3 separate regions of the Homo sapiens genome follow, and regions 2 and 3 are each linked to region 1. The links are chromatin loops, found by intact Hi-C in ENCODE. Cell type or tissue: gastrocnemius medialis. All regions are shown on one strand.

Region 1 (8,000 bases):
CCCCTCTTTCCCACATTAACTGCTTAGATCCACTTGGGGACAGCTCAGCTCTTCCATTTCCTCTAGAATCTGCTCCATCTGCATCAGACTCATTTCTGGTACTGCTCTAGGGCACCAGGCATGAAGGGTCCAGCCTCCCCTCATGGGACAAGGGACAGCCTTTCTACAAGGGTAATCTCTGTAAGCACCTGGTGCCATGGCCCATCCTGAACCTGCTGGAGGAAGCCAGGCCTGTCACTCATGTGCGCTCCAGAGGTCTTTGTTCTGTGACGAATTTCAGTCATCCCAGGTCATGGTGTAGGCAGCACCCTCATCTCACCACCACCAACCCCACACACACCCATTATCCATTATTCCCATGAATTATTGTCTCAGCTGCAGCCTCCATCCTCGCTGTGCTTCCAGGAGAGAGCATGCATTTCAGCCACAATCGCTTCCATGCTGAAATCTGTAGGGCCCTTCCTTTCACAAAATTCGGCCTTCATTCATGATATTGTACTGCCCAATTGATCCCTGTGTTCAGCAATGTCGCCTGAGAAAGGGGCAAAAAGACCATTTCTAGAACTTTCTTTCCCAGCATGGTGTGGTGAAATAGTTCTTTGGCATGGTACGAGGAATGCAGGGTTTGGATCACACTATGCTTTATGAACTTGGGCCTAGTTCTCTTCATCCATAAAATGGGGTTTGTATGATTTTGTTAGATTTGTAAAAACCCATCTGATAAACTGGTGAACATGCTAGGACAAGTTCCGTCCTGGTCACAGCTTATATGAGTGTTGTGGATGCTACCATAAGTGCTTCCCCATCTCTCAGAATCCCTATCCCATGGCAAGAGATGGCAGATGTACAGTTTTCTTTTTTTCTTTTTTCTTTTTTTTTTTTAAGACAGAGTTTTGCTCTTGTTGCCCAGGCTGGAGTGCAATGGTGCAATCTCGGCTCACCGCAACCTCCACCTCCTGGGTTCAAGTGATTCTCCTGCCTCAGCCTCCCGAGTAGCTGGGATTACAGGCATGCGCCTCCATACCCAGCTAATTTTGTATTTTTAGTAGAGACAGGGTTTCTCCATGTTGGTCAGGCTGGTCTCAAACTCCCGACCTCAGGTAATCCGCCTGCCTTAGCCTCCCAAGCTGCTGGGATTACAGGCATGAGCCACCACGCCCGGCCCAGATGTACATTTTAAAGCTAACTAGCGAAAAGGATCCTATAACTTTCTCACTTTCCAGTCACTCTATAACAGAAAACAATAAGGCAGACAGCCACCAGAAATCCAGAAAAGCTGATATTCGCGAAGGAAAATTGAGGACCTCGTGGCAGGATCACCATGGGAAAATTCTGAGGAAACCCTGTCAAGAGAGAACAGGGGAAAAGAAACTAAAATGACTGTGTCCATTGAAACCTGTGGTTCTCATGCTTCCCTGGGGACCAGAGTTTCCTGGAGGGCTTGTAAAGACACAGACTGCTAGGCCCCACCCAAGAGTTTCTGATTCATGGATCTGAGGTGGAGCCTTGGAATCTGCATGTCACGTGAGTTCCCAGATGATGCCGATCCTGCTAGTCCTGGAGGCCACTTGAAAAACCTCTTCATTGAAACCGTTTCAGGGAGCATGAATTTTATTTCACAAACTTGCATTGTAAGAAATGTCAATTACCGTATTTCTCAAAAATCCAAGTAAATCTGACACCAAATCCCCATCCTGTCAGGCTGGAAAAGAAAGTATATTTTCAGTCATCTTAGAACTTCTCCTTCTCCAAGCCCAGGGAAGCATGAAGGCCCCAGACCACACTTGGGCTCCAGCATCTTTTCACGGGGTGGCAACACCTGTGCTGTGACTCAACTTCCCAGATGCCCACCCAGCCATCACGTTGTCTGAGACCGAGGAGACAGCGAGGGCACAGGGCCAGTAGGTGCCGCCAGCACAAAGCTCCACACCAGCATCTACCTCTAGGTCCTGGGACCCTCATTCTGATGCTGCTACATCTGCCCCCATAACAACCCATTTCCCAGAGTCTGAACCCCTCCCCTCATCCATCAACTCTTTTGTGGAAAAGAAAAAGCAAAAACCTATCAAATCAGCCCTGGAGATCCTGAGGATTGGTATGAAGGAGTTGGAGACAGGTGGATAAAAATTACCCTCAGTCTTGAGCCGGGCACGGTGGCTCATGCCTGTAATACCAGCACTTTGGGAGGCCAAAGTGGGCAGATCTCTTGAGGTCAGGAGTTTGAGACCAGCCTGGCCAACATGATGAAACCTCATCTCTACTAAAAATAAAAAAATTAGCCAAGTGTACTGGCACTCGCCTGTAATCCCAGCTACTTGAGAGGCTGAGACATGAGAATTGCTTGAACCCAGGAGATAGAGGTTGCAGTGAGCCGAGATCATGCCACTGCACTCCAACCTGGGCCACAGAGTGACACTCTGTCTCAGGGAAAAAAAAAAAAAAAAAAAAAATCACCCTCAGTCCTGAGATTTTTCTACACCACTGAAACAAAAATATGCAAATTAACACCTCAATCATTTCCATTGTTATGCATCTATCAGTGAACCAGATGCCCTGTTAACTGGGGTGAATCTCAACAAAGAGGACTTTCTTGCATCACTTTGGTTGCAAAGCCCCATCTTTTCTAAGTAAATCACTGTTCAAGGAAAGAAGGCAGTTCGGTGTGCCTGATGGGGGTCACCTGTGTCTGGAATTAAAAGGTCTTTTCTCGGCAGGGAACTTGCTAGGGTGTCTTTCAAAGAGGGGATCCATAAGAGAAAAGGTCAAGAGGATGCCAAAACCTTAGCCTTAGGGGCCATTCCCTTCCTCCTGCCAGGCCCTAGACCTGACCTGCACAGGAGATGTGGGTGCCACAAACAGCCCGAGACCTTCTTGGCTTTGACACAGCCAAGATGAGTAGCAGACCTGCCACCACTGTCCCTGGTAGCAGCAGGGCACTGAGGGCAGTGCTGAGGATAGGCATCACCGTGTCCACACTGCCCAGACATTGCCGCTCCACCAGGGACCAGCAGTGCTATGCAGAGTCCTCATGGGTAGAAAATGGTTAGGGTTAGGGGAACTCTGTGATGAGGACAAAAAGACTGTGAACTTCCCCTAAAGCCTGCAATGAATAACTCCCATCAGTACCACACACACACACACACACACACACACACACACACACACACACGCACACGGGGAGAGAGAGAGAGAGAGATGTGTGTAGTGTAGTTATGCACATGTTGTTACGCAAAGCATAGTTAGAGATACACAGTGAAATTCAGAGCGATGTACACACAGAACTATACGCAATCACCCAGGGCTACCCAGAAACATACAAGTACAGGCACAAACATTCCGAGTAGGCACCAGGTAATAGCTGGACTTTTTTCTCTCATTACCCCTGAGCAGTGAGTTTGACTGCAACAGTACTCTGTTTCAGATTTTTTTAATAATGCACTTAGTACATTATAAAATGTGCAAAGAAAGCAGAAAATTATCTCCAAGATAATCCTTTCTGCAAGATTTTCAGGAAAAAGCTGTCTGCACTTTGCTGCACCACTGTAAGAAGTTGCTTCTCAGTCGGGTCGATCCATCTGCCTGATAGATTTTGGCTAAGGCTATGACCTTCATCTGTCAGAACGGGCAAGGTTTACTGGCTTTCTGTCCAGTGACCCCAGGTCCAGCTTTACTTCTCCCCATAGCTCCTGGCAGTATTTACATTTAAATCATAGTTTTCTTCTCTTCTGATTCATGGCCTGCCTCATGAGGCAGTTTTCAAATTATGATTTCTTACTCATCTTTCAATCATTGAGCTTGGGTAGCAGGGCTGTCTCTTGGGTGGGTAGGAAAGTGGAGAGGGATGAAGACAAGCAAAGACAAGACAGAGAGACCCTTTAATTGAAGCCAGGATAAAACTGAGTCCTGGTCCCCTGGAAATTCTGCTCTAACATTAATTAAGCTGAGAGTAAAATAATTCAAATGCCACTCTATCCCCTTTTCCACCACTCAAATAATTCTTCTTCAGGCAGATTTGGCTCCTCCTTGCTCTGATATCTCTCCCTGGGTCACTTTGTTACCAATGCTCAGTTAGGGATATCAGGCCCTGACTGAAATTCCCTTTTGAAAAAGACTCAGCATAATTATTCTTAGTAAGGCCTGTATATTATTAGCATGGGTGGGATCAGTATGGAATTTCAGAGCCTGAGCCAGCATGTACCCAGGGACTGGAACAAGGAGTGGGTCAGGTTTCTCAGAAAACACATCTCTCCATTCTGGGCCCCACAGGGGTGTGATATGCAAAGCCCTCTTCCTCAATATGCCTGTCATCATGTGGGAGGGGCCAGCCACCTGGGTGCAGGCCCATGCAGTGCCTCTACTGGCTGTTCTCCTAGCCAATACATATTTTTAAAGCAGCTAATATGTGCATAACACTGCAGTTAACAAAACAGGTAGTTCCTGAGCTCCTCAAGTTTCCTTCCTAGCAAAAAAAGACAGACATTAAACAACTAATTATGCAAGTAATTATATAATTGCAATTGTTAGGTGCTATGGCGGAGAAGCATATATCAAGCGTGTATCACAAGACCCTGAAGAAGGAACACCTGTGTTGAAGCCCAAGGACGAAAAGGGGTTAATTAGGGGAAGAGCATGGCCAGTGCCTCCCTCATGGGAATGATCCCAGAGCTGGACACAGACTCTGCTTGCTCAGCAAGGACAGAGTGTGGAGGAGAGGAGGGAGTTGGAGGAGCCTGAGCTCAAGCACAGGTGGGGGAAGAGTTGCCCTCCCACAGAAAAGGCCCAAGAGATACTGAAAGAAACTGAGGTAGACGTAAGCCTCATCAGAACAGAGGAGGCTAGAAAGTACTTGATGTGCTTACTGGATAGTGAACAGGAGGCCTACTTGGCTAGTGTTTGGAAAAGAGTGTGAAAGGTGTGTTAGCTCTGGAAGGGCCCTGGGATCAGTTGAATTGTATCCCTCCCAAAAAGATACATTGGAGTCCTTACCTCTGGCACCTGTGAATGTGACCTTATTTGGAAATAGGCTTTTGCAGATGTAATCAAGTTAAGAATGATGTCATAATGCATTAGGATTAAGTCTAAGTCCAATCACTGGAGTCATTAAAGAAGGGGGATTAGACAAAGACACACAAGGAGAAGATGGCCATGTGATGGCAGAGGCAGAGGTTGGGTGATGCCAAGGAATGTCAAGGTTTGCTGGCAAACACCAGAAACTAGAAGGAGCAAGTCAGGATTCTCCCCTGGAGGTTTCAGAGAGAGAATAGCCCTGCGAAAGCCTTGATTTCAGACTTGCAGCATAAGATTTTAGAAAAATGTAAAAAACAAAAAATCTTTATAACTCTTGGTTGTTATGTTCACTGAGTTGGCAATGTAATTTTGCAGAAGCATTGCCTTCCAAGAGCTGTGACCACAAGATGTTAAATAACAGGGACTCCTCCGGTTTCTAAAGCCCTGATCAGCCTTGATACTGTAGGAGTCTGCAAATCTGTCCAGTTCTGTAAGAGTCCTGTGCATTGTTACAGAAATTGATAAGGAAGGCGGGGATCTTGTCCCATGCACCCAGACTAATAGGGCTCCAGAATGTTGTAGTGTTTGCCTTATGGGCCCTACACAGAGCAGAATTCCCTCACAAAGAAGGCCTCTGGATCTAGCACATCTGTGTAGGCAAAATGTTTATCCAGGTAAGGGTAACTAGGCCCTTCAATTCAGCTCTCCAAGAGTACACAGGCAAGAGTTTTTTTCTAAAGACCCTGGTAGCTCAAAACCAGCACTATCAAGGCTAATCACATTATACTTCCTATGGGAATGCTGAATTCAACAATCTGAAGGTAGTCAAGAAACTCATCCAGTATAGGCTACAGATGTCTAGGGAAAAGAGAGAGTGAGTCCAAGTCAAAGCAAGGGGGAAAGAGAGCAGCTGAGTGAGGAAGGGAAAGACCAGGGCATGGCCAATCAAAGGCTGCTCTGCGGATGCTCACCCCGCAGGCATTCTAGCTGCAGGGGGAATATGCAGGAATGATTTCAGAAATGAAGATTTTATTTTAATCCTCCCACAAAAGCATTCAAGTAAGCTCTTTCTCTGTGAGAAAGCTAGAGAGTAAGAAACAGGAAAGGAAGGTTCTCAGCGAAAAGATCCATGTCGACTTCTAATATTGCTCACTTAGAGAATACATGCCATCTGGGCGTTTGATAAAAAGAAAAAAGGGCGTAGAGAAAAGCTCAAAGCCATGGATTCTGCTTGTGAGTGCAAGGTGCTCGCCTTTCCTCATGGCCAGCTCTTTCCTTTGTTGGAGGCCTTTTTTTTTTTTTTTTTCCTGGTCAGCAATGACTTTTTCAAAGTGACCTGTCAAGTCTTCCTTTCTTTATTCCCTGTGGCCAAGGAGCCAAGCAGTGGGCAAAGAGGAGAGAAGAGGAGAGGACCCAGGTGACAAGGGCAAGGCTGGTATTTTATTCATTAATTGTCTGAGTGTTATCTATAAAATGCGAATTCACAGCCCACTTGTGCCTGAGGCTGACCCCAGCATACTCACAACTTGCTACTCCAAGCCAGAGAGGACAAGAATACCTGCCTTGTCTTCATAGATTTTCATACTGTCTCTTAGAGGTGCATGTTTTGGGCACAAAATCCAGGGCTTTCTGGCCCATGACTTAGTCAGGAGTGGTCATGGGTCTCTCACTTTAGCCCTGTCATTTTGAAAACCTTTTCCTTTGGAAAGGAATTTGGCCCGTTCCAGGGACTATTGAAGACAACAGAAAACCAAAGAGCTAAGCAATTAAGTTTATGTGCTTCTAAATTGACATCCCCAATAAAATGATATGAAATGGCTTTGTAGCTGGATATTCTACCCTGAGAAATTAGAAGGGCAAAAGTTTGGCCAAGAAGGGGATGGGGAGTGGGTGGAAAATATTTTAATATCACTTTAAGATAGCATGTGTTCTTCCCAATTTTCTTCCCATTGCATAGGCTATGGTTCTATTATCCAAAAATAATGATTATTTACCTTACTATTCTATACTAGTTCTCTGTACTAGAAAATTATTTTAGTAAGCAAATTAGGCACCATCACTTAAACCTCATTATTCATTTTTGTTGTTGTTTATTTGTTTTGACTTTTGGTATCCATTACCGTACTAGTAATCATTATCTTCAATAATAAACACAGTGAACTCATTCTTTCCTTGTTCTATTTTTCAATGTTTTTATCACATTTCCAATCATTTAGCATAATAAGTCCCAGGAGCTCTAATGACAGACAATCTAACGCACAGGACTTAACAGGAGATAATTCTGAATGGTGGCCCCCTCAGCAGTTGAGGCTGAATTTTGATCCAGAAAACATGATTTTAGTTCTGGTTCTACCAGTTGTTAACTTGGAGTCAGTTACTATACCTCTCTGAGGCTTCATTCCATTATCTGTCAAAGGGGATACTATATTACGCCTCATGTACATCACATGACTACTGTAACGATGGAAGGAGACATATTGTTTTGAAATTCTTTAAGTAAACCCCTAATGTCCTAAAAATGTAACAAAATAAAAAATATTACAAAAGCTGATGAATTAGAATCACTAGTAAATGGTTCTAGATCTTAGTAAAATACTTTTACTTGATTTAGGGGGGAAATTATTTCAAGAATACATGACATTCTAAATATAATTATTAATAGCAATAAGCAGAACTATTTCTTTTCAGCTAATAATGCAAGTGGTGGGATCCTAATATAAAATTTCACCAATGTGATGCAAAGAGCACAAGCTTGGATAGCCAAAAATTTAAGATCAAAATTTAAACCCTGGCTCTGCTCCTAACATATTATTGTAGTAACCTAAGTGAGGTATTTACTTCATGAGCCTCAGTTCTCTAATATGGGGATAAGAACTTACATTTTAGTAGAAGTATGAAGATTGGATCATAATAAATATGTACAGTGCCCAGCAGAACAGTTGATGCCTAGTGGATGCTTGAAAAAATGTCCATTTGCTCTCATCTTCTCTGAG
Region 2 (8,000 bases), 81 kb before region 1:
TGGGCCTGACGGAGTGCCGCGTCTCCATCAGCAGCCTGTGGGCCCACACCCCCTACACCTTTGACATCCAGGCCATCAATGGAGTCTCCAGCAAGAGTCCCTTCCCCCCACAGCACGTCTCTGTCAACATCACCACAAACCAAGCCGGTAAGTCTGGAGGCTTCTGTGCTCCTGTTTGGATGTGTGGCTGGCTCTTTGTCTCTAGGCAGGGACACAGCTGCAGCCACACCCATCCTGCCCGTGTACTGTCAGGCCTCTGCCCAGGAGTGAAGGTGTCAGGTGATGGGCATTTGTGATCACATAGAGCAGGCAGGTGTAGTGTTGCGCTTCTGAGAATGAGCTGCAGACTAGGGGATTTTCTTGTGCCCAGCACAAAAGCAAAGAGGTATATCCAAGCCAGAATAGGACCTAGTGCTCTTCATCCAGCCTGAGCTCAACAAATCCTGTTGGAAAGATGGATGAAGAGATGGACAGACAGGTGTGTGAGTGGACAAACAGAGGATTGTGTAAATGGATGGACAGATGGACAGAGGGCTAGGTAGGTGGACAGATGGATGGACAGACAGATGGTGAGTGAGTGGAGGCACTGAAAGACTTTGAGAACAGGACGACAAATGATGCTTTATGGAAACCCAATGACAGAAATTTTCCAGAGATCATATGATAAAATCAATATTACCTTCATTTTCCAATTAAATCTATGTAGTTCAAAAGTGTATTCTCCTTTATAGCTTGCTCTGATGAATGATATGCTGCTGTTGAGACCTCAGATAGATGGCAATAGATCGCTCCTGATAGCCAGCACATCCTTGTGGGATGCATAGCTCAGAACACATTTTCTTCCTCTTTATTTCTGAATCTTACACTCTTCTGATCTTTTCTCTTTATTACTTTTCACAGCTCTTGCAAGAATCTGTTTATTTTTATATCAATTTAACGAGTCCGTTCATGCACTTATTTATTCGTTCATCATTAAGAGACAGTCATTTAGCATGTACTGTGTGCCACGCTGTGGATTAGACACAGTGAAGGATGCAGTGATACTTGGACACTATTGTTCCTCCCATGAAACTCATTAACTGAAGAATTTAGAGGATATAGATACAAAGCACAAAGCTGCAAGGTAAAATGCTATATGCATGCAGTAAATACCAAGGGAGTTAGAGAAAAATGAGCAATCTCTCTCCCGGGGTTACCGTGCAAGGCTGCAGAGGGGAAGTGAACATCACATGCACAGGCAATGGGGGTCATAGGCAGTGGACCGTGATGCTATTTGGAATTATAGATTTTTCTCAATTAACAAATTCTAAAAGGACAGCTTGTTAGTAGAATAGCAGGAGCCAAGCATCTATCTCTGCTCTCTCTTCCTCTGTGTATCTCCCCCTCCCTGACCTCCTCTTTTCTACTCCATCCTTTTCTACTCACCTCCCCACCCTCAGACTCATTCTGCTTCTTTTAAAACCAGGCATCTTAGGCATCTTTGATGGCATATGAATCTTGAGTTTAAGCTGTCAGAACTGAGAAGAAAAAAGGTGTCGTAGGAGAGCATGTCTGTCCAGATGGCTGTGTTGCTGCTGTGTGTGGGTGTGTGTGTGTGTGTTCATGTGGTGTGTTTGTATGTATGTGTATGGTCACGTGTTTACATGCATACGTGTGTAGTGAGAAAATAAGAGTGGAAATGTAGAAGCCTCCAGCTGGTGACCACAGTGTTGGTGCCGTAGAGACAAAGGTTGTGACATTTTGTCTTACCCAAAGAAAGGAGAATGGTAATTTCTGCATTATGTTAAGCATGTAACATGGGCAGCCTTTGTTAGCAGTATTTCCCTTGAAGAGTTTAGGCAGAAAACTGGCTGAAATATTTTAGTGTCCCAGCTTTTGGGAATGACAATCCTGCCAGGCTGTCATGTTACACTGGGCTTGGCTGTCTTTTCTCTCTCTCTAAGCATGTGCGAACAAACCTGCCACTTATATCGGTTTGCTTTTATTTCTGCCCTCCCTTCTCTTACCCTGCTATTCCCGAACCTGCCCATCTGCTTGTCTTGCCATCTGCACCTTCCTAGACTGCAGTGGAGCTGGGGGACCAAGGCTCTTGCAAGGGGCCCTGCATTACCAACATGCAAAATATTCATTTGTATCCTCACCCTTTTGCACCTCCATGAGCACACTTCTCATGTGCTTTGTTCCCCCTCTGGCAGGCCCTTTAATCTTAATCATCCCCGATTTTGTAGTCCTAGCCTCCATTATCACCTTCCAATCTATGATTCCCTGTTTGGTAACTCTGGAATTCTGGTGTCAGAGAGTTTACACTCGCTGAGAGAAGGATGCAATTTCTTCTTGGTAGCACATGGTTATTGTAAAACAAATATCAAGTTGACCAGTGGTTCCTAATCTATGGGCTGTGGACTGAGGAACAGGGTGCCATCGCACTGATTTGATGAATCTATGTGTAAATACAAATTATTTTCAACCAACAGATAGTATTTTTTTAAAGATGAGAACCATCAAAGTAAACATTCAAACCTGAACTTCTGTGAGAACAGTTTAGAACCATGAACAGAAGCTATGCATTTTACCAGAGGTGGACAAGAGACTAAAAAGTAGGCATCATAAAAACTCTAATGACTCAGATCCATTAAGGGCTGAGGTGGGTGGACCCATGTGTTACCAACAGGTCATGACATGTCTAACCTTCCCAGAATACCCCTGAGCTGGTCCACTCTAGCTCACACTGGGTCAGATCTAGCTCAGTCTTCCTCCCCTGGCTTCATGGTATGGTATGACCCCTCTCTGTGCCTGTGGCCACCTGTCCTACTGTTTGAGTCATGAGTAGCTAGATGGCAGGCAAAGAATTTGACCAAGAGGAGTCCTGGGATCAATCATTAAGTCAACCTGTGTTTATTGAATGCGTACTCTATGTCTGGAACTGCCCAAACTGTGAAGTGGCTGGGGACTATTGAGTGGGTCCTGATTGAGAAATAGATGAGTAATAATTATTATAGTTAACACCTCATGTTTGTGTTTCTTTTGAGTTCACAAAGAATTTTGGAATTGTGTGGACTCATTTAATCCTCATAATTACACAATGACTTGGGGATTATTGTTCCTATTTTTCTAATAAGAAAGCAGAGACTTAAAGGGATTTGGAGAATCTAGGATTAGAAAGAGATCAGCAGGATGTCCCTTGTCTGTGTCTGCCTTGTGGTGTTCTGTCCTAAAAGTGGACAGTACCTCTGGGCTCCCCATTTCATAGTCTCCAACAATAGGCTCTTCTTGATTCCAAGAGCTGTGATCTAAGAAGAGACCTTGGAGATTTTTGCTATCATTTGTTTTTTGGTCATTGGGCACATGGTAGATACAGTTTTTCACTCAGAGACAGGCTTGTCTGTTGAGTTCTGAGATTCAGAGAGCCTTCATCTTCTCCCATCATGACCCCAATTATGTATATAGTCATGACTATTCAAGGACCAGGTATCACTTGGAGAGTTTCAGGACTGGATCCTTACCCAGTCCAAAGGCAGTGGCAGAGAACTGACATCTTTGAGCACCTCCAATGTGCCAACCCCTACCAAGTGTTTTGTTTTTGTTTTTGTTTCTGTTCTTTTTACAGAGAAGGTGGGTCAGATGAAGAAACTTAGGTCAGAGCAGTTTTGAATTTGCTCAGCATCTCACAGCCAACAAAGGATTCTAAGAAACATCATTTGCACCTCCCTAGGCTGCAGATATTTCTGAGAAACATCATTTCTTGGCTGTGAGATGTTTTGTGGCCATTTTATCCTCAGACTGATGAAAAATCACATTATAGTGGACTGTGTAAGTCGTAAGCTCTCTCTAAGCTGTTGCCACATTGCTAGGCCATTTTAGCTGTCAAAAACTGTCCATCATCTTTGGTCAGGATTGGTCATGAATTATGCAAGCTCAGATTTATGTGAGGTCTTCAGGGATACATCCTTGCACTGAATACAGCTGCCATGAGTTTAAAATAGACCAGATCAGGTGCAACTCTCTCTGTTCCAGTGGCCAAGTGATCTGCAGAGAGATTGTTATCACCACTAACTCCTGCAGTCACTCTCTGGCATCTGGCCCCAGATTCAGACTGATGGCCGGATCATCTGGCTGTCAGAGAGAATTAAGTGAATGACAAACTTTACTTCTCTCTTCTGTCAAATAGACTCGGAGTGTCAAAGTTGGAAAAGAAGACCTCAGAGGAAATCTTGGGGGTATAAAAGATGAATCAGACCAGCACATGAGCTTGGGACCATCTAAGCCAGAGAACAAACTCAAAGACCCCTAAGGCCAGGCAGGTAATGGAGAGGAGCAAAGCAGAGCCAGGTACAAGGCAATAGAGAGTGGTGGGGACTGCAGGGAACTTTAGAGGCAGCCATTGTTCAGCTCCAGCAAGAGTTGCATGCCCAGCACTGCCTGATTTTATAAGCTGAAAATCCAGATTTAAAATGTTGACAACTGATTAGAAAATTTTAAAGCACTTGAGAGCCAAAGAAATCCAATTCTGGATTTAGCCTGTTGGCGATGGTTTGTAACCTCTGATTCAGAGGGTGAATCTGATTAACCCAAGTCTTACTGCCAAGCATGCTCTGTTTTCCATTCTCATTCCACCACGGGGCAGTCATCTTCCTCACCTCTGGGCTCATGGTGGCAGAGTGCTGTGGGGTATTCCTGGGGTTGCTTCCCCTCTCTGCTCCTCACATGAATCATGCAAGTTCATTTAACTGGCAAGATCCCTCATTTCTTGCCTATAAAACAGGTGTCATGATACCTGCTTCCTAGTACTATAGGGACAAGCAAATGAGAGAGCAGATAGAAAATCACTCTGTAAACTATGCTATGGACTGAGAGATTAGCATCATTTCTGGGAATATGTCTTCAGCTAGAGAGCAATTTGCCGTATTTTTTCTCCCTAGACTGTTTCCTTCCAAGCCTTCACAGTTTCTTTGTTTGGGACTGATGTTATCTGTATCAGATACATAACAGATATTGGTTTCTCCAGTCTGTGCTGGGAGGGGTAGGCACCAGAAACGAAAGTAGCAAAGTCTGTATCCCAGTGAGCTAATGATGAGGTAGGAAGTGGAGCCCAGAACCTAGGTACCTGCCATTGGATGATTCTGATGCTCAGAGGAGCCTCTCTATCTTTCCTCATTGTGTATTTGAAGAAGCAACAATTTTCCCCTCACTTGCATGATCTTATCAGCACAATTTATATCTGACATTTATATTACATGCAGTTCATGTATGGCCTGCGTGCCACTTCCATGTGGAATACTATCCATCATGCCCACAACACAGACACAACCCATTATTTACTTTTCTTTTAAAAATGCTGCACTATTTCTGTTAATAGTTACAAGCCCCTATAGTTTGTCCATTTTTAAGGCACTTTTGAAGTTCTTAGACAGTTAAAATCACTCAGATACACTAATTTTCTTACAAAAGAATTACCTAGCCCATCAATTCCTCTGAATACATCACCTAATTTGCATTATTCCTTGGTTAAATATAGTATTTGCATGCATAAAGAATAATCTTTGAATATGAAAAGGAATTTTATGATATTGCAATATATTGAGCTCTTTGGAGGAAAGATATTATGTAAATCTCAAAATTAAATATTAAAACAATATTACACTGCTGCCTGTAAAAATGTGGAGTGTTAAGATCCATATGCTGAAGCCAGTTCATTTTTAAGGGCTGTGCTTATTGGAAATTAGCAGGCAAAATTTGCTCCAACACAGAGAAAAGATTGAGTGAGAACTTTAAAGACTAGAAGGACTTGAAAGAAAACTTTCATCGAAGTTAATAAAGAAAAGTTAAAAAAAACTTAAGCAAATAAAATTTTCACTGTTCTTAATTCAATTTCATAGTTTGTTTCATTGCTTTCTTCTCATTGTTAATTCTAGAAAATTTTGTTTTTATTGTTTCTTAAGCTCTGGCATTGGGAAGGAACTTCCAAGTGGCCTCAGAAAGGCCCTGGCCATTTGCAAACAATGATGTGTTCTCCGTTGAGCTCAGAGGGTCGGCAGATGGCACTGCCCCTGACCAATGTCCTGGCTTCTATCCTTGGCAACCTCGCAGTCCTCCACCAGATGGTGAGCTATGTGGAGAGTCACACTTTCTCACCTACCACCAGTTTCCTGAGAGAGCAGCCGCACAATGCCAGGCACAGAGAGCCTTGATAAATATTTGCCAGATGGCTTCAGTCCCCACAGATGAGCATTAGTATGTAAGTGTTTGGCTGGGGAGTGGTGATGAGAATGTGTCCTGGTGACCCACAGGTAACATCTTAATATCCCTCCCAGATTAGTCATGTAATCTGGAGTCTTCCTCCACTGTGGCTCCTTGCAGGAAAACTTAGGGAATGTTGCTTAGGATGATGCTACAAGCCCTGATCCACTCAGAGGAACACAGAAGAGACTCAACCACTCTCAAAGGGATTGGTTTGTTTGGGCATTTTAACTTTGGAAATGTATTCATTCACTTAACACATTCTTTATGACTGCTCACCAAGTACTGCTTGCAAGTACTGGCTCAAGGGTACTGCTTTTTAGGGGCTCCCATTTATTCGCCTACTCGTCAAATATTTTTCAAGGCCTTTCTGCATGCCATATACTGCTCTAGACACTGGGAACACAGCAGCAAACATAACAGACAAAAATCTGTGCCTTTGTGGAGCTTGCATTCTAGTCGACAGCACTCACTGAGACTGGGATCAGAGGCCCAGAAAAGTCACAAAGTAAGCAGGTGACTGATTGGGAAGTGACTTGATGGGGTGCAGGACCCTCAGCTGGGCTCTTGGTACCACCCTCTTCTGTGGTGCCCATTCTTACATTTCAAAAGTTAGGATGGAACCACGTGTCGTTGCCAGAGAGCATTTCAGTTTGTGGTGGATGTTGCTATACAGTGACAATGTGTTTGATGGGATATTTTATTGTTCAACAGACCAGTTTGAATGAACTCCTTGTGGATGGATATCACACGCTGGGACACACAGTGGTTGGGTATGGGAATTCTCCTTCCAGGTTGTGAGCAGTGGCTTGTGATGCTGCTAATAGCTCCAGAACAGCCTTCACTCTGCTAGGAGTACCAGAGTGCCCACAGGACTCAGGGACCTATTTGCTTGTTTACTCCATCTTGGTCCAGGCACTCCAAGTACATAGCTTCAGGAGTAAAAATGGCTACTGACAATGAGACTGGAGGAAATTTCTTACCCTGTAAGGATCTCATATCCACATGAGATTGTTATAACCCTTATTGGAGAGGGGACACCAGTTGGATTATTAGATAGTTGCTGTTCACCTTGTGAGCTATCCCATAAAGAGGCATCTCATAAAGAGGCAAAGAGGATGGGAGGGAGGAGGGTGCAGGTGATCCATCCTCCATGCTCCTGTGGCAAGTCAAGTCAACTCCATGAACTGACTGGCATCTCCAGGAGAGAACGCCCTGTATCCATCCTGTTGACTATTGTGTCCAGATAGGCGTCTAGTTGGGTACCTGAAATATAGAAAGCAATCAATAAACGTTCATTGAATGAACTAGTAACTTGTTAAATAAATACATGAATGAATGCTTCAGTCTTTCTTAAAGTAATCTCAGGCATCAGCAAATGGTGCAGCTTTAGCTGTCTCTGTGATCTTTCCTTTATCAGGCACCTTTGGGTGGGGAGCTGTGATTGCAGTTACCCCTTACATTCTCCCAGATGTTGGTAAGACCTCAGGCTTCCTGTGTGCACTGCACCCCCAAACCATAACCATGTTCTGTGAGAGTTGCTCTTCTATGACCTGGCCTGTCCTACCTCCCCCACTGGCAGGGTCCCAGCTGCTTGAGCAATTGCAGGGAGGGTGGTTGGGATGGCATCCCAGCACTGTTGTCTGTCCCCCTGCATGCCAGCCCCGCGCCTATCATTTTCACAGTACCATCCATGTTAAACAGGCAGGAGCACCAGGGGTTTCTGAATGCAGCAATTAACAAAACAGTAATCAAGCTAAGTG
Region 3 (8,000 bases), 69 kb before region 1:
CTATCTAAGCAGGACCTTTTCAGCAAAGTTACCTCCTAGAATAGAAATGTCAGAGGGAACACAGTTCATCTGTGTTGCAAATTGTTCTTCTTTGGTCATGAGTACTAGTGGGCTGGAAGTCTTTAGTTGACATTTAAATACAAACTTTGGTTTTTTGATATGGGAAGTGTTTCATATATTTAAAAAAAAGATGGCCAGCCAGCCCAATCCTTCATTCACAACCCCATCACTCATAGCTTCTAGGATCTCACAGAAGTCCCTCGAGGGGACTTCTGGAGACTGCTCAGCATTGTTTGGGTCTCTCTATAAACTTTTCAGAGTCTGGGTTGGGGAGATAGAAAATGGACTGGCTTCAAGGCCCTAGCAGCTCTGATTCACCCAGAGCAGCTCTGCATTGTTCTGTTTCACACTTTATACTTCAGGGAGAACTTTGTTTGGAGAAAGGATTTCATAGCTTTAAAAAATAGAAAACTGCCAATATTAGGGTAACGTTACAGCTGAACAATCCCAGTGAGATGGGGAGGGACCCAGCCTGCTAGGTGTCTTCATTTACACCACAGAGAAGAACTTCTATCTCTAATCCCTTGGGACTACCATATTCAGGCCTATTCTATGTTCTTTGTGAGATGCAGTCTCAACCCTGCTGACTCAACCCTGCCGAGTCACAACCCTGGCTCCCTTTTCCACCTCATGCTCCTTCAAAGGCCAATATTCATGTTTGTTAGAACTAAGGGATTTTCTGACTCCTTTTACCTCTGAGGTCTTTAGAGAAGAGCCCGCAATCATTGCAGTAAGAGTAAATTTTTGTTGAACATTTATTATGTGCTAGCACAGTGTGAAGAGGCTAAAAACATGGTCCTTGCCTAAAGACTTTATTGCACTGATGGAGAGCAGAGGTGAGCACCTCGGAAGGTAGATCACAGTGCACTGTGTCCCAAAGTGGAGATCACACCCCAAGGGGCTTTGGGTTGGGAGGCAGGAAAGGGCACTCTGGTGGGCATGGTCAGGCAAGGATAAGCAGTGTGGGGCAGTGTGAGGCTCCCCCTGTGCCTTCAAAGGCCGGCAAGGTCAAGAAAAGAGATGCCCACAGGGAATGGAATTAGGGCTTTTTCTAGTGGTGAGCCATTGAAGGTTTTTAGCATTGGAGTAACAAAGGTAAAATTGAGTTTAGAAAGATTAATATGGCTACAGAGTAGTTTGAAGTGAAGAAGTTAGAGGTGGACAAGAGAGTTAGGATGGTAAGTACATGAGGCACAATGAGATACAGGTGACGAGACCTGTGGAGAGGCAGTGGCAGGGCCATGGGAGCATCGGGGGCTCCTGGGCCTGAGCCACACATTAGATGGGAAGGCTATGCTTGTTCACTGTCCAGAGTCACTCGGTCTCCTTATCCTTAGGGACAAGATACCCTATCACTTACTTTCTAGGTTGCTTCAGGTTATCTCAAAATGTTCAAGGGAAACCAGCTCTCTTCTGGAGCGTTTATCACTCCAGCCTCTGGGGAACCCAGCTCTTTGCTAGCTTCCCCTTTCTCCAAGCCCATTTGTATCTATCACATCCACCATGGCTTGGTCGACATATTTATATATCCTCTCAAAGATATTTATCAGATAAATACCTGAGGCTGTCTCTGGATCCCACTTTTTACATTTACCTTGGGGAATGATGCCCAGTGATTGATTTGCATATGTGAACAGCAGTGGACCCAGAAGGATAGTTTGGGGTGGTTGCCAAGTCCCCAGCCTGGCAGGTGGGATCTGGTTGAAAGGAGCAAGAGACCACACAGAGAACATCTTCAAAACATTTGGGAAATTAATAACATAAGAATTAATATTCCTATTTTACAGTTGAAGGACCTGAGGCCCAAAGAAGACAAGGCCTTGGGTTAACCTTATCCCAAGATCACATAATAAGCAAATGGCAGAGCCAGAATAGGCACACACATCTCTCTGCAGCACCTGGAGGGCCCTGACAACAGCCCTTCTTTATTTCTGCTAACTCCTGCTGCTCTGAGCTGGGCCCTAGGCTCCTTACTATTCCTTACCTTACCCGTTTTCTTCACAGCTATGGTCTGTGCTATAGATCACAGGTAGTTAGTCCAAGGATGATTTGGCTGGGAAACGCTGTTCTAGAGAGAATAGAAGAGGTTAGTATTACCATATGATCCAGCAGTTCCAATCCTAGGTTGATTCCCAAGAGAAATGCAAACATATGTCCACACAGAAACTTGTGTATGAATGTTTATAGAAGCATTATTCTTCAACTTGTGTATGAACGTTTATAGAGGCATTATTCTTCAACCCAAATATTCCTCGACTGAGGAGCATTTCTCCCAGACAAAGCAATGCCCTATGAGGGTAAAAGTGGTTACCAAGCCTTAGGTTCACACTGTGCAGGCTGGGGCAGCAGCATCACTCTGGGGGGTCACTGGGAGGGCACCCTCCAACACACACACTGTATGGAAGGGCCAAGGAAAACTACTCTACCCTGTCCACCCATGAGTTATTGTGTTGGGGAGGCAGATGGCCTCCTCTTTGTATGGGTCTCCTTGGGAATTTTAGATGTGAAAGTACCTCTCACTGGAAACAGCATTTGCCGTCTAGAAGAGTTGCTAGAGCATTTGCCCAAGCTAAGGCAGAGGCAGCTCAGCTGTGACCTACATCTTCCTAGAGCTGGCAAGAGATGTCCTCAAACAAGGCTGTCCCCGTCACAATTTCCACCCACACACACAACACTGTTTTCCCTTTTAGATAAGATTTGCTGAACTCTGAAATCTGAGTTTCATAATTTTATAACCTCTTTAAACATTTTACTCCAATAGATCAACTGAAGTCTGAGTGTATGTACGTTAATTTTAACACAGTAAACTGTTATATCATTTGTTAGGTCCCAAAACTGATTATGGTTAAAACTGTTGAAAGAAGTATTTTGGCACAAAAATCAACTAAAAGATTGTGAAGTATTTTTAATAAGCATTGTAATGTATTAAAACTTAGTAATTGTCCTAGAAAAAAAGCATCAAGTAAATCTTGTATTTTTGGAATCTGAGATGCTTAATTGTTGGAGGAGGATGCCCCTATCAGATAAGGAAAACAAAATGAGTAAGAAGAAACCTTTGAAGATAACTGAGTCGGTAACTAAATTAAAGTGTCAAGGAATGTCATAAACATAAAATGCTTGGCCCACGTGAACCTGTGATATGACAGTAAAACTCCTGCACATCAGAACTCTAGGATCCAGAGTCTGGGTTATTAACTTTTGAGATAGAGTCATGCCACCATCTCAGACCCAGCCTGAGTCTCCTGGGACTTCACAGTTCCCTTTGGGACCGTTTGTACAAATGGAGGGCTGTCTGGTGGTCTGCCAGGCTGCATCTTCGATACTACTGGCAGTGACCAGTGGTCAGTGACTAGTTTGGGCCAACATTTGTTCCACGTCATCTGTGAGCTCTTTCACAACTTGCAGCTAGGGCCATCCTGTCCCTGTAATTTATTCACATCTCCTTTGTCAATTCAGGCAAGAACATTCTGTGCTCTTCCTCTGCTGTATGTGATATACTATCTTGGATCTGTCTGCTTTAAAAGCAATTTGAGAGTAAGTTTTCCCCAAAGTCTTTGGTGGCAAAAACAGAGACAAAGGACTCACTCACTCAGCCTGCCTTTGTTTTTCTCCATCCCAGAGCCCCTTGACCAGTGATGTTTTAATTCTCTTTCTGCTTCTGACACATTTACAAGGCCTTTTATTGTTGGCTATAACTCTCTTCTTCGACACTCTCATTCTGATTCTGTTTGAACCCTAGTTGATTTTTCCTTGGAGTCTGATGACACTCTTCTTTGCTCTTTGCTCTCCTATTTGGGTGCCTGTACTCTGTTGGGTCAGCCTCTTCATTTGCTAAGAAAGGGTGCAGGGCACCTTTGATTCCATTTGGATTTACCGGGCACTGCCTCTTTAGACCTCACACATCTTTCTTGAAACTTCATCAGGTTCTTTCCAAGTAACCCCAAACTAAGTCTTTCTGCTTACGTTTTCTGAAGAAGGGTCCATATTTGTTTCTTTGCTAAATTTGAATAATCTTGTGAACTCTTTATTTTCATTTCTTTCTCTCAGTAGAATGTGTAATTTATTCAAAACCTTTATGTGTGTTTGCCAAAAAGAGACTCTTTCAGATGTTCAAGCAAACTATCCCTTCATCTGAGGAATATAGAGAAAAGACAATTAGCCAGGACTTACTGTGAAAACCATTGTATATGGGGGCAAAAGGGGATACTTCTTTGAATTAATCTTCTCATCCCTCTTTAATCTTTAGCTTTAGTTTTGCTAGAAGAAGTTGGTGTTTGAGTGAATACCAGAGCTCATTCTTATTATTTTCTGTTTTGTCCGAAAGTTTCATAGCACATAAAACAACAGATCAAGAGGTGACATTTGCCCTTGGAGAGGGAAAAACCAAATTCATCACTGCAGGTGACTGTTGATGGCAGAGCACTGAACATAAGCTGCCCGTGATTTTCAGGGAGGATAAGAAATGCTTTCTTGCTTTCTCCCATGTGCTAAATCCCATCGTAATAAAATGTAAACCATTTAGAATGACCTGTGTGAGAATACACAGTCTTCCACAGGGCCTGTAACCCTCATGTCATTGCCATGAATCTGAGAAATACAGGCAGGGATGGCCATCACCCTCTGGCAGCTCTTCCCAGACCCGAGTGCCGCTGACTGCTGGGGAGTCCATACCATGTGTAGTGACAGGAGCGTTTCTCTCCATGGATTTCACTGTCAGTTGCCTCTGGATCACTCTGCCCTGTGATTGCCTCTTTACCATCTGACCCCAACTAGACTCCTGCACAGAAGTGCAGGGCTGTGACTTTCTTACTTGTTCTTCTGTCCCCAGTGCTTAGAACAGGACTGGCACAGTGTTTGGCAAATATCTTGAGTTTTTAATGATGGCTTTCCAGAGAGTAGAGGCAAGGAGAAGAACCAAGCCCGGCAAAATCCTCAGGCCATTAGCATTGATCTTTCCATTTTTTAAATACATGATGTTTCAGCTCTCAAGACAGAGGGACTCTGAAGTCCTGTATGAAACTGACGTGATTCACAACATGTAAATTGTGCCTCCGCAGAGGTCTGCAAGGGCAGCCTGAGAGTCACAGCGTGCAGTGGAAGGAAAGAACTGTCAGGAGCTATTTGTTCACCCTGTCTTTGTGGACCCACTGGGATCCTCAAATGATCTGGACTGATTCCAGAAAACTGCCTCGCCTTCCCTGAACTGTCTTTATCCTCCCCCATGACTCTGTCCCGTGATTGCAAGGTGTTGGGAAAGATGATCACAGGCCATTCACATATTTAACCATCAAGCCTTGTTGCTAAGTCCAGGACTCAGCTCTTACTTTCATTTTACCTGACTTAGCAACAGCATTTAACGTATTCTGTCCTCCTGGGAGCACCTTATTTCCACTTGGTTTCTAGGCGATCACACTCTCCTGGTTTTTCTTCTGCTTCATTGGTGGCTTTTCCTTCTCAGGCCTCTTTAGTGTTTTCTCCTCATCTTCTGAATCTTGAATTTTTTCTATCTATTGATTCTCTTGGTGATCTCTGCAAGTTCCACTTATTTCAATATCTGTGAAATATTGGTGACTCCACATTGGTCTCCAACATGGACCTTATGCACCTATCTGGTACTCAGCATCTGCTCTGGGACACCTTGGACATCTCAAATCTAACAGGTCTGAAGTGGAGCACCTGGGCTCTCCTCTCAAACTGCTTCTAGAAATGTCTCCCTGTTCTCAGTTGATGGCAGCCCCATTCTTCCAGATGTTTAGGCCAAAACCCTTGTAGTCACTTGACTCTTCTGTTTCTTCCACATCCCATATTCATGGAAATATTCTAAATAGATTCAGAATCTGCCTACTGTGCTGCTCAGGCCAGGTCTTAGCAGCCATTGTTTCCCAGCTATATTACTACAGCAGTGCTGTGATTGGCTTCCTGCTTTTACATGGCCCCTGCATTCTATTTGGAGCACAGCAGAGAGTGATAATAGTATCATATAAGTCAGATTACATCACCGTGCCTTGTTGACAGTCCTCCTATGGCCCTCCAGCTTGCTCAGGGTAGAAGCCAAACTCCTTCTAGTGTCCCTCAGGGTCCTGCCCCCTGTGGACTCCTCTCTTCTGGGTCCCACTGACTCCCTGATGCCCCCAGATCAGCCCCTTTGTCCTGGCTGCTCCAGATACCCACTCAGCTCCCTCCCTTCCCTCCTTCAACCCTGTGCTCCTGCATCTGCTTCTCAGGCAGCCTTCCCTGATCACACACCTCTCACCTCTGGCATCCTGTGTCCCTTTCCCCTTTCCATTTTTTCATGTACTTAATATATTTTAACACAGCTTATGATTCATTTATTAGCTCTAGTCTCTGCTGAATCCCCCCACTAGAAAGTAAGCTCTATGAGGGCTAGAAATTTTATTTTGTTCACTATGGTGCCTCTAGAACCTAAAAAGTGACTGGTACTTGACAGATGCTCAATAAATATGTTTAATTAATTAATTAACCTGGGTTATAGATACTACTAAGTTGCAGGCAAGAAAAAATACACTTGACAGCTTAATCAAGATAAATTATTTCCACTTACTAAACCAATAGGCCAAATTTAACACCGTAAAGGTTGAGATACATGTACATTCTCATAGTCAAAGCCAAAAGCCAACTCTACAGACAAAAGATGAGGAGCATACCATGGGGAAACCTAAAGGTTATATATAACTGCCATTTCAGGACTGAACAGCAGGGACATGTTTTTGATCCAAAGGCTATCGGTCATATTAATAGATATATAATACACAGATCATGATAGATATTAGTTTTATTCTAATCTTTGCTGCTCAAATAGTGGAAAGAGAATTGGATTCACTTCCAAGCCCCAAGCCTAAGGAGAATTTAGGGAACATGGTCTCATTTGGAAAAGAGCCATCTTGGGTGGCATGTAATGGTCATGGGAGAAATATTTGACTATTTTTTTTTCAGCAGGAATAGCTCAAGGAAGATCTAACTAGTTTCCTTAGATATTTGACAAGACATTTTGTGGGAGGGGGAACATCCTTTCTTACTTCAGTTGGTAGAAAGGAAAACAGTGGGAAGAAGATAACTTTCAAATAAAGATCGGAAGATATGTAAATTGGTGAGACTTACCTAAGTATAGAACAGCAGCTCCTGGAGGCAAGAAGTCTCCCCTCTCTGGGGGTACAGCAGGAGCTTGGCAGCAAATTCCCAACAGGGAAGTTGTAGGGGGAATCAAAACTACATTAATTCAGACCCTCCATGAAGCAGACACAAAGATGGGATTAGATGTATGAAAGATTTACTGGGGAAATGAGATGGGAGTCAGAGGAGGCTGGGAAAGCCATCAGACCATAAGAAAGGTCTGATCTCTGTAAAGGAGAGAGGGAAGGAAGGAGGATTGGGTAGGGTAGGAAGAGCTTTAGCTTGCTGTGGGGGTTATAAGGTAGTGTTGGAAAGGCCACTGGGGAGTCTCTGATTGGAAGTTGCCCATCAGAGTAGTCCCATATATCGCAGGAATGGGTCTGCCATGGCATCCCTGCTGCTCTCATTCATTGGCTGGGAGCAGCCTGTGGGAATCAGGGCCTCTGTGTGAATATGGTGATGGACTGCAGAGTGCAGGAACTGGAGCTGTTAGTTAATTACTCTTCAAGGAGTAGGAACTCTGAGAGGTGCATTTCACAGCCACCACAAGGTCTCTAATGGGAACAGGGCATACCTGCCTTCAAGGTCCCAGAGGACACTCTGGCTCTGAGTCCTTATCACACTTCTAACTCTTTATGGCTTTCCTGGACTAGCAGCATCTTCAGAACAAGTGCTCTGCATCCTCTCCCTGAGGGGCTGCATGTAGTAGGGACTCACTGAGGGTCCAATGAGTAGTGGAGAAAGCAGCAGCCACCTTGTGACCCCGTAGTTGTGCAGTGTAAATTCCAGGTCTTTGAGGGCAATCTGTT

The links. A loop is a pair of places that touch in the nucleus more often than their neighbours do. Peaks named below come from ENCODE experiments on the same cell type or tissue, not always from the same donor. Only the 100,000 strongest peaks of a DNase experiment are listed, where the experiment ranks them.
Region 2: it touches region 1 in a loop (5-fold over the local background); 3 of 110 quality-filtered maps call a loop at or near these places.
Region 3: a loop joins it to region 1, with 4 times the contacts of the local background. A loop is called at or near these places in 3 of 110 quality-filtered maps.

What each region holds. Positions count from the first base shown.
Region 1 is chr3:135,214,299-135,222,298 of GRCh38, forward strand. All of the region lies in intron 12 of EPHB1 (EPH receptor B1), which reads left to right. Among named protein-coding and RNA genes, the nearest start is that of EPHB1, 420 kb to the left of the region's middle. In gastrocnemius medialis, a CTCF peak has its summit at 4,350; DNase peaks (open chromatin) are centred at 2,253, 2,892 and 4,253; H3K27ac peaks cover 5,158 bases.
Region 2 is chr3:135,132,903-135,140,902 of GRCh38, forward strand. EPHB1 (EPH receptor B1) reads left to right here. Exons shown (of 16, transcript NM_004441.5): 5 at 1-147. It overlaps LOC102724019 (a long non-coding RNA gene), which reads right to left. Exons shown (of 3, transcript XR_427412.4): 3 at 6,920-7,503. Among named protein-coding and RNA genes, the nearest start is that of EPHB1, 340 kb to the left of the region's middle. In gastrocnemius medialis, no CTCF peak of the experiment used is centred here; a DNase peak (open chromatin) is centred at 4,039; H3K27ac peaks cover 1,647 bases.
Region 3 is chr3:135,145,157-135,153,156 of GRCh38, forward strand. The region is part of intron 5 of EPHB1 (EPH receptor B1); the gene reads left to right. LOC102724019 (a long non-coding RNA gene) reads right to left here and starts at 2,746. Exons shown (of 3, transcript XR_427412.4): 1 at 2,574-2,746; 2 at 2,045-2,128. In gastrocnemius medialis, no CTCF peak of the experiment used is centred here; DNase peaks (open chromatin) are centred at 2,685 and 3,435; H3K27ac peaks cover 3,392 bases.